2 separate regions of the Homo sapiens genome follow, and region 2 is linked to region 1. Evidence: chromatin contacts called from ENCODE Hi-C or POLR2A ChIA-PET data. All regions are on one chromosome and are shown on one strand. The core of a region is the stretch at or near the end of the contact, and the rest is flanking DNA. Distances in the headings are between cores, read along the strand shown.

What was found. A loop is a pair of places that touch in the nucleus more often than their neighbours do. ChIA-PET counts read pairs that join two places held with the same protein, here RNA polymerase II (POLR2A). Pooled maps may share reads with other maps.
Region 2: a pooled map shows a loop between it and region 1 (4-fold over the local background). The contact joins two enhancer-like sites. A Hi-C loop is called at or near these places in 8 of 50 pooled maps. POLR2A ChIA-PET finds 5 or more read pairs at or near these places in 3 of 52 experiments (H1, OCI-LY7 and WTC11).

The regions. Positions count from the first base shown.
Region 1 is chr6:138,943,237-138,947,692 of GRCh38, reverse strand. REPS1 (RALBP1 associated Eps domain containing 1) reads left to right here. Exons shown (of 20, transcript NM_001286611.2): 3 at 1,996-2,192; 4 at 2,321-2,474; 5 at 3,071-3,195; 6 at 3,678-3,840; 7 at 4,117-4,180. Among named protein-coding and RNA genes, the nearest start is that of REPS1, 43 kb to the left of the region's middle. Within about 2 kb of position 3,137, at least 2 of the 41 ENCODE cell types and tissues checked have a DNase peak (open chromatin) inside an H3K27ac peak, as active enhancers do.
Region 2 is chr6:139,110,833-139,115,696 of GRCh38, reverse strand. No RefSeq gene overlaps it. Among named protein-coding and RNA genes, the nearest start is that of HECA, 22 kb to the left of the region's middle. Within about 2 kb of position 2,361, at least 3 of the 41 ENCODE cell types and tissues checked have a DNase peak (open chromatin) inside an H3K27ac peak, as active enhancers do.

The DNA of each region.
Region 1 (4,456 bases), core at 1,888-4,387:
GCATTTGTGACCTTGAGTGAAGTGTCGTGACTTTATTCCCACTACCTTGCATTTCTCACTTGAAAATACTAGAAAAATATGTCTGACCTGTATTACGGCATAGTATATGTACTTCATCTGTATTTGACTATATGTACTGTTCAAATGGCAATTTTTTAAGAATTAATTTACCAAAAGTTGTTTAGAAATATTTTAGGCGAATAGTTTTATTAAGGTAAATGATAAATTACAGCGACCATCTTCATGTATAGCGTCCCTGTGTTCTTCATTTCCAATAAAACAACATTATACTTTGTATTTTTGTTTGTTTGTTTGTTTGGGAAGGCTGTGGAGGCTTCAGTTGAAATTAAGAAGTAACAGTTAACCTAAACTTTTTGATCGATAAGAGACAATATTAAAATATTGGCAGACTAAAATCTAGTTATAGACATCTGACCACATTACAAGTTTGTATTAGTCCATTTTAACACTGCTATAAAGAAATCCCTGAGACTGGGTAATGTATAAACAAGAGAGGTTTAATTGACTCACTTCTGCATAGCTCGGGAGGCCACAGGAAACCTACAATCGTGGCAGAACGTAAATGGAAAGCAAGGCACATCTTATGTGGCCACAGGAGAGAGAGAGAGAGAGAGAGAGAGAGAGAGAGAGAGAGAGCAAGGGGGAATAGCCACAGACATTTAAACCATCAGATCTCATGAGAACTTGCTCACTATCACAAGAGCAGCATGGGGGAACCGCCCCCATGATCTAATCACCTCCCATGTGGGAATTACAATTCAAGATGAGATTTGGGTGGGAACACAGAGTCAAACCATATCGAAGTGTTACATCAGATAATTTGTTTTTCAAGTATTTAGAGGCTTGTTGATGTGAAAGAAGATAGAAATTCTATAAAGAAAGGCACTTAAATGCAGAGGGTTCTTTCATTTTCATAGAGTAAAGGGGAAAGAGAAAAATTAAGATTTTAAAAATAATCTGTACAGAAAAATTTCTGTAAAATTCTGTAAATATCAGAATTTGTAGAAATAGTTTTAAGTACCAGTTTAGTTTATTGGTCGGTAGAGGTTTTCATTGTGGACCTCTAGTTTGCCACACATCATTCTTCTAGTGTTGGGAGTTTACATTCTTTTCAGGTAATTTTGAATTCTTTTACATGTATATTGAATAAGCTTAATAGTTTCCTTCCTTCATGTGGAGGTTCTAAACAGAGACGAAAGTAATCATGTAATGGAGGTAAGTACGCTTTCCTCTGAAATGATTTTGTAGCTGTATTTTTTCTGGTCTAAAAGTATCACTTATTTACCTGCAAACAGTTTCTCAGTCCTTCATCTTTCTCCTCTATTTAAAATTGAATGTAGAATATCTGGCTGTAGGAGAAACATAAGCCAGACTACAGTGGATAGATAGAATACTCTACCATATTTTTGGGGGGTGAACAATAAGGTATTTTTAAGAATTTCTGCCATGAAAATTTCTAAATCTAGTCTCAGACTTAGTGACATATTCTGTGTTTTACTTAGAGGTCTAAAATCTTACTTTAAAGACCCGGTGTGAGTAGAAGCAGCCTAGGCTTTGGGGTCTGACTGATCTAGGTTTATATCTTAACTGTCAGTTACTACAAGCATGACCTTGGCATCATGGAGCCTCAGTTTTCTTATCTGTAAATAGGAGCTTTGCAGGGGTACTGTGGTTACGAGGTGAAATAAATATTCAGTGGCAAGTATAGGGCCAAACATACGTAGACATTTGATGTAGCCATTGTTATCACTCATTAGAAGGACAATTTGGTTTTATTACTTCTTTCTAGATAAGAGTCTCCCTAAATAATGTAAGGGAGATGGTGGTCCAAATTTTGTGGTGATAGACATTTTGTGCCTCTTGTTTCTGTATCCATTTTTACAAAAATTCTAATATCTAATTCATGTCTTATTTTAGTTTTCAATATATATGTCCTTTTTTATTTTGAAGTAATGATTATTTTGTGGTTAACAGTAAAGGACCTTCCTCTGCCAAGATTTGTTGCTTCAAAGAATGAACAGGAATCTCGCCATGCAGCCTCATATTCTTCAGATTCTGAAAATCAAGGGTCGTATTCTGGTGTAATTCCCCCACCACCTGGCAGGGGGCAAGTGAAAAAGGGATCCGTAAGCCATGATACGGTTCAGCCTCGTACATCTGCAGATGCACAGGTAATCACATGCATGTAAATATTAGCAGTTGATGCCCTGTGCAAATGCTTCACTAAGGCTCTTATTGGTAGCTTAATAATTAAAATGTCTCCTTAAAGTTAAAATTTTAAAATAATATTCTTTTCTAGGAACCTGCATCCCCAGTAGTTTCACCACAGCAATCCCCACCAACTTCTCCACACACATGGAGGAAGCACAGCCGTCATCCCAGCGGTGGGAATAGTGAGAGGCCTCTCGCGGGACCTGGGCCATTTTGGTCTCCCTTTGGTGAAGCACAATCAGGTATTTAGAGATTGATTGATTAGAGTGTCATTGTGTTGCCCAGGCTGGTCTTGCACTCCTGGGTTCAAATGATCCTCCTGCCTCAGCCTCCTGAGTAGGTGGGGATTATAGGCTTGTGCCACAGAACCTGGCTTAGAGATTTTTTGAAAGTAACAATTATTTAGGGTTGTAAATTGAAGGAAACTTGATAATATTCCTTCAGGAGTTGCCTCCCAGATAGTTTTTAATTGTAAGTTTAAGTTAAATAGAAGCAAAAACCAACTATGGAAATTTGTAAGTGGATACATTGCTTTGAAAAGTGGTAATTGCATTTATGTGTATCTGTGATGTTTAGACAAGTTTATGGATACCAGATTCTCTAAAGGTAAAATGAATAATTATTTCCCAGAATATTATGTATATATTACATACATTTTATTGACAAGGAGAGCACAAAATAATTGAAGATATTTAAATGAGGTATAATTTCTAATAGAACAGAAAAGATTCCATTTTGGAAATTGTTAGATTTCTTCAGAGTAAGAGTTGGAAAGAAAACTTCCTAGTAACTTTTTTCCTCAAACATGAGTCAGCATGTTTACCCATTCTCCTTATAGGTTCTTCTGCTGGTGATGCAGTGTGGTCAGGGCATTCCCCACCTCCACCTCAAGAAAACTGGGTCAGTTTTGCAGATACTCCACCAACCAGTACTCTTTTAACCATGCATCCTGCTTCTGTCCAGGTGTGACATTTTATTGGTATTGCATTTTTATTTGCTTCATTCAGAGTATTGCTCCAGTCGTTGTTTTTATATTTTGCTGTTGCAGATTTTATAAATGCAAATCCACTCATTTATTTAAAAGCAAAATTCTGCTCTGTGCATTTCAAATCTGTTATCATTGGAATGTTTCAGCTGATTTTATTTCTGTTTCTGATTCCCTAGTGAAGTTTTGAAAGGTTTCTGCATCTGGAAATATATTTGCTTGGCTTTCTTAGCACATTTTCATAACTTTCTGTTGCTTACATAATTGCTGTCATTCTACTCGTTTCTATAATCATTGTGCAAAAACATATCCAATAATCTGACTGTAACAGATGTGTGGTTTTACATTTTAAATATACACAAAAAGCAAGTTTTACTTTCAAAGATAAATAACCTAGCAATCTTGGTCCATATAATCATGTAGGTAGATATTGTACTGAGGAAAAAATGTTTCATTACAGGACCAGACAACAGTACGAACTGTAGCATCAGCTACAACTGCCATTGAAATTCGTAGGCAATCCAGTAGTTATGATGATCCCTGGAAAATAACAGATGAACAAAGACAGTATTATGTAAATCAGTTTAAAACCATTCAGCCTGATCTAAACGGATTTATTCCAGGTGAGTTGTTGAAAACAGAAGTTCTTCTAGATGGGACAGGAGAATCTCAATTTCATAATATCAAAGACATTGTTTTATTGGTCATAGATTTTAATTATAAAATAATTATCAGATTATTTGTCTAAAAAGAATTTATAATCACTGGGGGCCAAAAACATGACATATTCACATATTAAAAATATCTTTTCCCAGTTAAAAAAGTCTAAGACTCTTACATTCTGTTCGTGGATCCGTAAGTTCAGAATAACATTAAACAACACTGTTTTAATATTTCAGGATCTGCAGCTAAAGAGTTTTTTACAAAATCAAAACTTCCTATTCTTGAACTTTCTCATATTTGGTAAGTGTGGTATATCATTAGTTGGGTAACTGGGTTGCTTCCAAGGAGTTTCTAGCAGATAGATTTTAGAGCCTTAAAAAATAAACAACTAACCCCTTCAAGAATGCTGTCAAAGAACTCAGTATTGCCTTACAATAGCCAGCTTCTCTCTTATTCTGCAGAAAAGAAATAAGTGATACTGATACAGTAGTTCTTTGTAAAGAGCTAAAATTCTTTAAGCTGTATCAGCTGTTTTTTTGTTGCTAGCATAATGTATGAGATAAAAGTTAGTTTGCA
Region 2 (4,864 bases), core at 1,112-3,611, 170 kb before region 1:
TGTGCCCATTCCAGCTTATATTTGAATAATTTATGAAGATGCCATATCCCTTAGTGCAGCAAGTGCTGTGTAAGAGCTGCCTTTTTTTCACCTTTATAGATTTGAGATGACCTTATACAAAGATTTTAAGTGTTTTAGGAAATCTTTGTGAAAGCAAAGGAGAAAAAAAGGATAAAGGGAAGGAAAAGGGAACCAGAAGGACACAGAAAGGAACAGAATGGAAGGGGAGGGAAGGGAAGGGAGTGGAAGAAATTCGGTAGTGTCTTTTTATGTGGGGTATATAATAGACCTTCACAACAAGTCTAATTTTATTCCTTTTCAAAATAAACTTTTTTATACCCTTTATTTTTCCAAAAACAGATCCTTATTTTCTTTGGAATGAGTGTCTCAGTTGTACCTTCTAAGAACTTAAGTCACACAACGTTTACACATATCCAAATACCAATGTTTAGTGCCATATTTTTCTCTTACTCAAATACCTCTTCTATTTTGTTTTCCTTTAGAATCAATGTTCTTTATTCTTAAGATAATAGAAAAGTGCACTAAATAGTTTGGAGACTGTTCAAAATAATCATATTTTACTCTTTACTTCATTTATCCTTCTTTAATACCTGAGGTATTTCATGAAGGCTAGTATGTCATAGATCTAAAATGATTGTTTCCTCATTTCTATGGCTCAGAAAAATCTGACAAGAACCTCCGCAGCTGCACTGGTTATAGTCTCAGACTGTCATCCCCAGCCAGGTGCAAAAACAATGGCTGCCTATTAATATCCCCGTGCCAGCTGTTATCCCTACATGTGCAACATCCGGGTGCTGATGGGGAGAACACCATTTTATCTGCAGCCTCCCCTTTTTTGGTAAGGAATAAACTTTGCTGTCAACTTTTAAATGGCTCCTAATGAGTTAAAAGAAATAAATTATGTTTTATGCAATGTATTTTTCATTCAAAGGACTAATGACAGACCCTTTTAGGACCATCCTTATGTTTGAGGCATATACAGAGCACAGGACTTCCAGCCGCAAAGGTTATGGGTGGAAATGATATATGTGATTTCACTCAGGTCTGCAATGGAAATCAATCTTCCATGAAAGTACCCTGTAATCAGGTATAATTGACATAATGAATAGGTAAAACATGAAACAGAAGAACACATTGGCAGGTAAGAGGTAAGGAGGGGCCAGGGAAACATATGTAAATGGAATCCAAAACCATAAACTAGTTAATATTTCAGTTTTTGAAAGTTACTAACAGTCAGTCTAAGGGACCCCCAATAAAATGTGATGGGCTCCAGTGTAAAAATAAGCCATACTCTTTATTCTTGATGAGCTGAATTATCTAAAGTCAGAAATGTGACACCAACCAAAGTATTCAGTGTCAGATTTATTTTATTCAAAGTCATATAATTTTATATTGGGAAGAGACCTTGCAATTCAACCTTTCATCAAGCACTGGAATTCCTTCCACAATATCCCAAGCAGATGGACATTTAGTCTTAGCTTGACTCCTGACTTAACCTGATCATTTAGACATAGCTTGAGCTCCTCCTACAACAGTGAGCTAAGCACTCTGTAAGGCAGCCTACTATATTATTGGACGTTTTTGGTTCCCAGAAACTTCCTTTTTAGGTTGAGATGAATCTTGCATTTCTATAATTTCTGTCCATTGATCATGGCTTTGCTATTTGGAAGATGCTGTATTCTAATTTTGGGGGCAGGCTTAGGTTGCCTAGGTTAGATAGGGTGATGGTTTAAGATATCCTAGGTCCAAAGAGTAGGGAATTAAGAGAGGTGAAATAAGTACATACTTTTAAATCCAACAATTCTTTTTGGGTCTAAGTAAATAGCATAGGTCATTATTATAACTTATATTTAAGGTATATTCAGAGTTAAGCGTATATATTAAGATTTAAAGACCTGTAACACTTAAGTACAATGCAATACTTTCTCATCATTTAATTTTGTATGTTCATCTAATTTCTGGAATCTCCCCAGCCTAAGCTCAAGGAGGTTAAAAGTTTTGGGAGTAGGAGACGTAGGAGACTTTTTGGGGAATAATTTTTCCCCAAAATATATTATTGGATAGAATTTACTTTCCAGTCCAAAAAACTTGATGTTGAAATTGTCACTTATAATCAGAGGTCTCAGTAGACATCTGCATTGTTCCAGCCTTGGTAGAGCTTTGGATTCTGCAAGTAACACTCAAACTCTACCACTTCCCCTGCTTCTGAGGTTAAAAGCAAGTGCCTGTCCTCATTATGATAGTTAAGATCTTATCTTCTCTTGTTTTTCTACCTCTGATAGGCTGTTCTGGTATTTATCCTGGGGGCAAAACAGAAAAGTGGTTGATTTCTTCGTGGCTCAAACAGAAAGATCATCAGGAACATGCACAACACACACACACACACACACACACACACACACACACACACAAGCATTAAGCTCCCTGGGGCCTTGAGGCCTCTACTGTCACTGCATTTCTTTGTTTTTTTTTTTTTTTGAGATGGAGTTTCACTCTTTTTTCCCAGGCTGGAGTTGCAGTGGCACGATCTCGGCTCACCACAACCTCTGCCTCCCAGGTTCAAGCAATTCTCCTGCCTCAGCCTCCCAAGTAGCTGGGATTATAGGTATGCACCACCACACCTGGCTAATTATATATTCTTAGTAGAAACGGAGTTTCACCATGTTGGTCAGGCTCGTCTCGAACTCCTGACCTCAGGTGATCCACTCACCTTGGCCTCCCAAAGTGCTGAGATTATAGGCATGAGCCACCGTGCCCAGTCTCTCACCGCATTTCTAACTCTCCTTCTTCATTGGTGATGGATAAATCACCATGTCTTCTATCTGCTTTGGGGTTTTTCTTCTTCCTCTAAACAAATTTTTGAAAGGGTTATATTGTAAACATTATAGATTCGTACTTTTATAGGTGACTAATAGGCTAAATTCCTTCTGGACAACAATGGAGCTTATATTTCTTTCAGATGCTTCAAAGAATATAGAATGTAAGCTCTAGGAAGCATGCCAGAAACACTTTTGAATCCAAACGGCCGGGTCGAGCCGGGTTATACTGAGAAATTTTGAGATATTTAAAAATCATTACAGCTGACAGAATAATAAACACCTATTCAAATGCAAAATAGTTATTTTTCTCTTTACCTTTTAAAGTCAGTGAAAGAAGGTTCTCACCATTTTACAGCTGTTAAAAAATTTAACTATATGTCACCCACTTTCATAAATATTTACCCAATTTAATCCTTAAAACAAGCCTCGAGGCATTACTCTCTGCATTTTTGAAAATAAGGAAACTGGCTTAAAGAGGAAGAGTTGAGACATGCCTGACAATCCCAGGAGTTGAAGTTGAGGGAGTCTCATGACTTCAGAGCCCAGGCATGTTCACTCTATCATGACTATTCCAGTGACCTGCAGGCTCACTTTGGTCTGCTATTACAAATAAAAGAGACCCTTGAATTTGCTTTCTAAATAATTATCTTCATGCCAGTCACCATGGCTCACGCCTGTAATTCCATCACTTTGGGAGGCCGAGGTGGGAGATTGCTTGAACGCAGGAGTTCAAGACCAGCCTGGGTAACATAGTGAGACTTTGTCTCTACAAAAAATACAAAATTGGCCGGGTATGGTGGCACACACCGGTAGTCCCAGCTACCCGAGAGGCTGAGGTGGGAAGATCTCTTGAGCCTGGAAGGTCAAGGCTGCAGTGAACTGTGATCTTACTGCACTCCAGCCTGGGCAACAGAGCAAGACCCTGTCTAAAGTAATAATCCTCATGATAATAACAATAATATTCCAAACATCTTTTGCCCAGTAAATTTTGATGTTTTGGTTCTCAATCTATGGGCTGGGTAAGACATGTCCTTTGCTGGAGATTTCCACAGGTAAATTGGAAGAAATGACATCTAAGACATGTTTCAACTCTTATGATGGTTAGTTTTATGTCAACTTTACTGGGCTAAGGAGTGCCCGGATAGATGGTAAAACACTATTTCTGGTGGGTTTATGAGGGTACCTCCTGAAGAGATTAGCATTTGAATCTGTACACCAAGCAAGGAAGATCATCCTCACCAATGTGGGCAGGTATCACCTAATCCATGGAGGGCTCAAATAGAACAAAAAGGTAGAGGAAAAGTGAATTTGTTCTTTCTGCTTGAGCTAGGACTTCTATTTCTCTCTTACCCTTGGACATCCACATTCCTGGTTCTTGGGCTTCCAGGCTTAGACCAGGACTTACACCATCCACCTGATTCTCAGGCTTTCAGACTCTGACTGAATCACAGCACTAGCTTGCCTGGTTCTCTAGCCTGTAGACAGCAGATTGTGGGGCATAAGCCAACTCCCATAATAAATCTTTATGTATATGTGTGTGTGTATGTGTGTGTGTGTATCACCTGTTGTTCTGTTTATTTGGAGAACCCAAACACAACTTTAAAACATGTGATTTTGTGAGATTACATGTAACAAAAAAGAAAAGACAAATAAAGAAACATATACTTAAGTATAGACATATTAAGGTAAGTGAGAGTCCTGCTTTGTTTAAGACAAGTCTCACCTGTGAACAAACCTTTAAGTGACCTAAAAACTTTAAAAAGCAAATTGTGGGAGGCTTGCCTTCAGAGATTATGATTCCCAATTTTGTTCTTTTATTTCATTTTGTTTGTTTGTTTTTGTTTTACAGCTACCAGGGATACCAAATTAAAAATTCTTCTTTGGCTTCTTAAAAGCAACCTTTTTAAAGCTCCCCAGGGAATTTTACTGTGCAGCCAAAATTGAGAGCCACTGATTTGGGGTGTATAGGGAGGGCCTGTGGTGGGAGGTGTTGGGGAATGGGACCTGGACAGAGGATGGCCCTC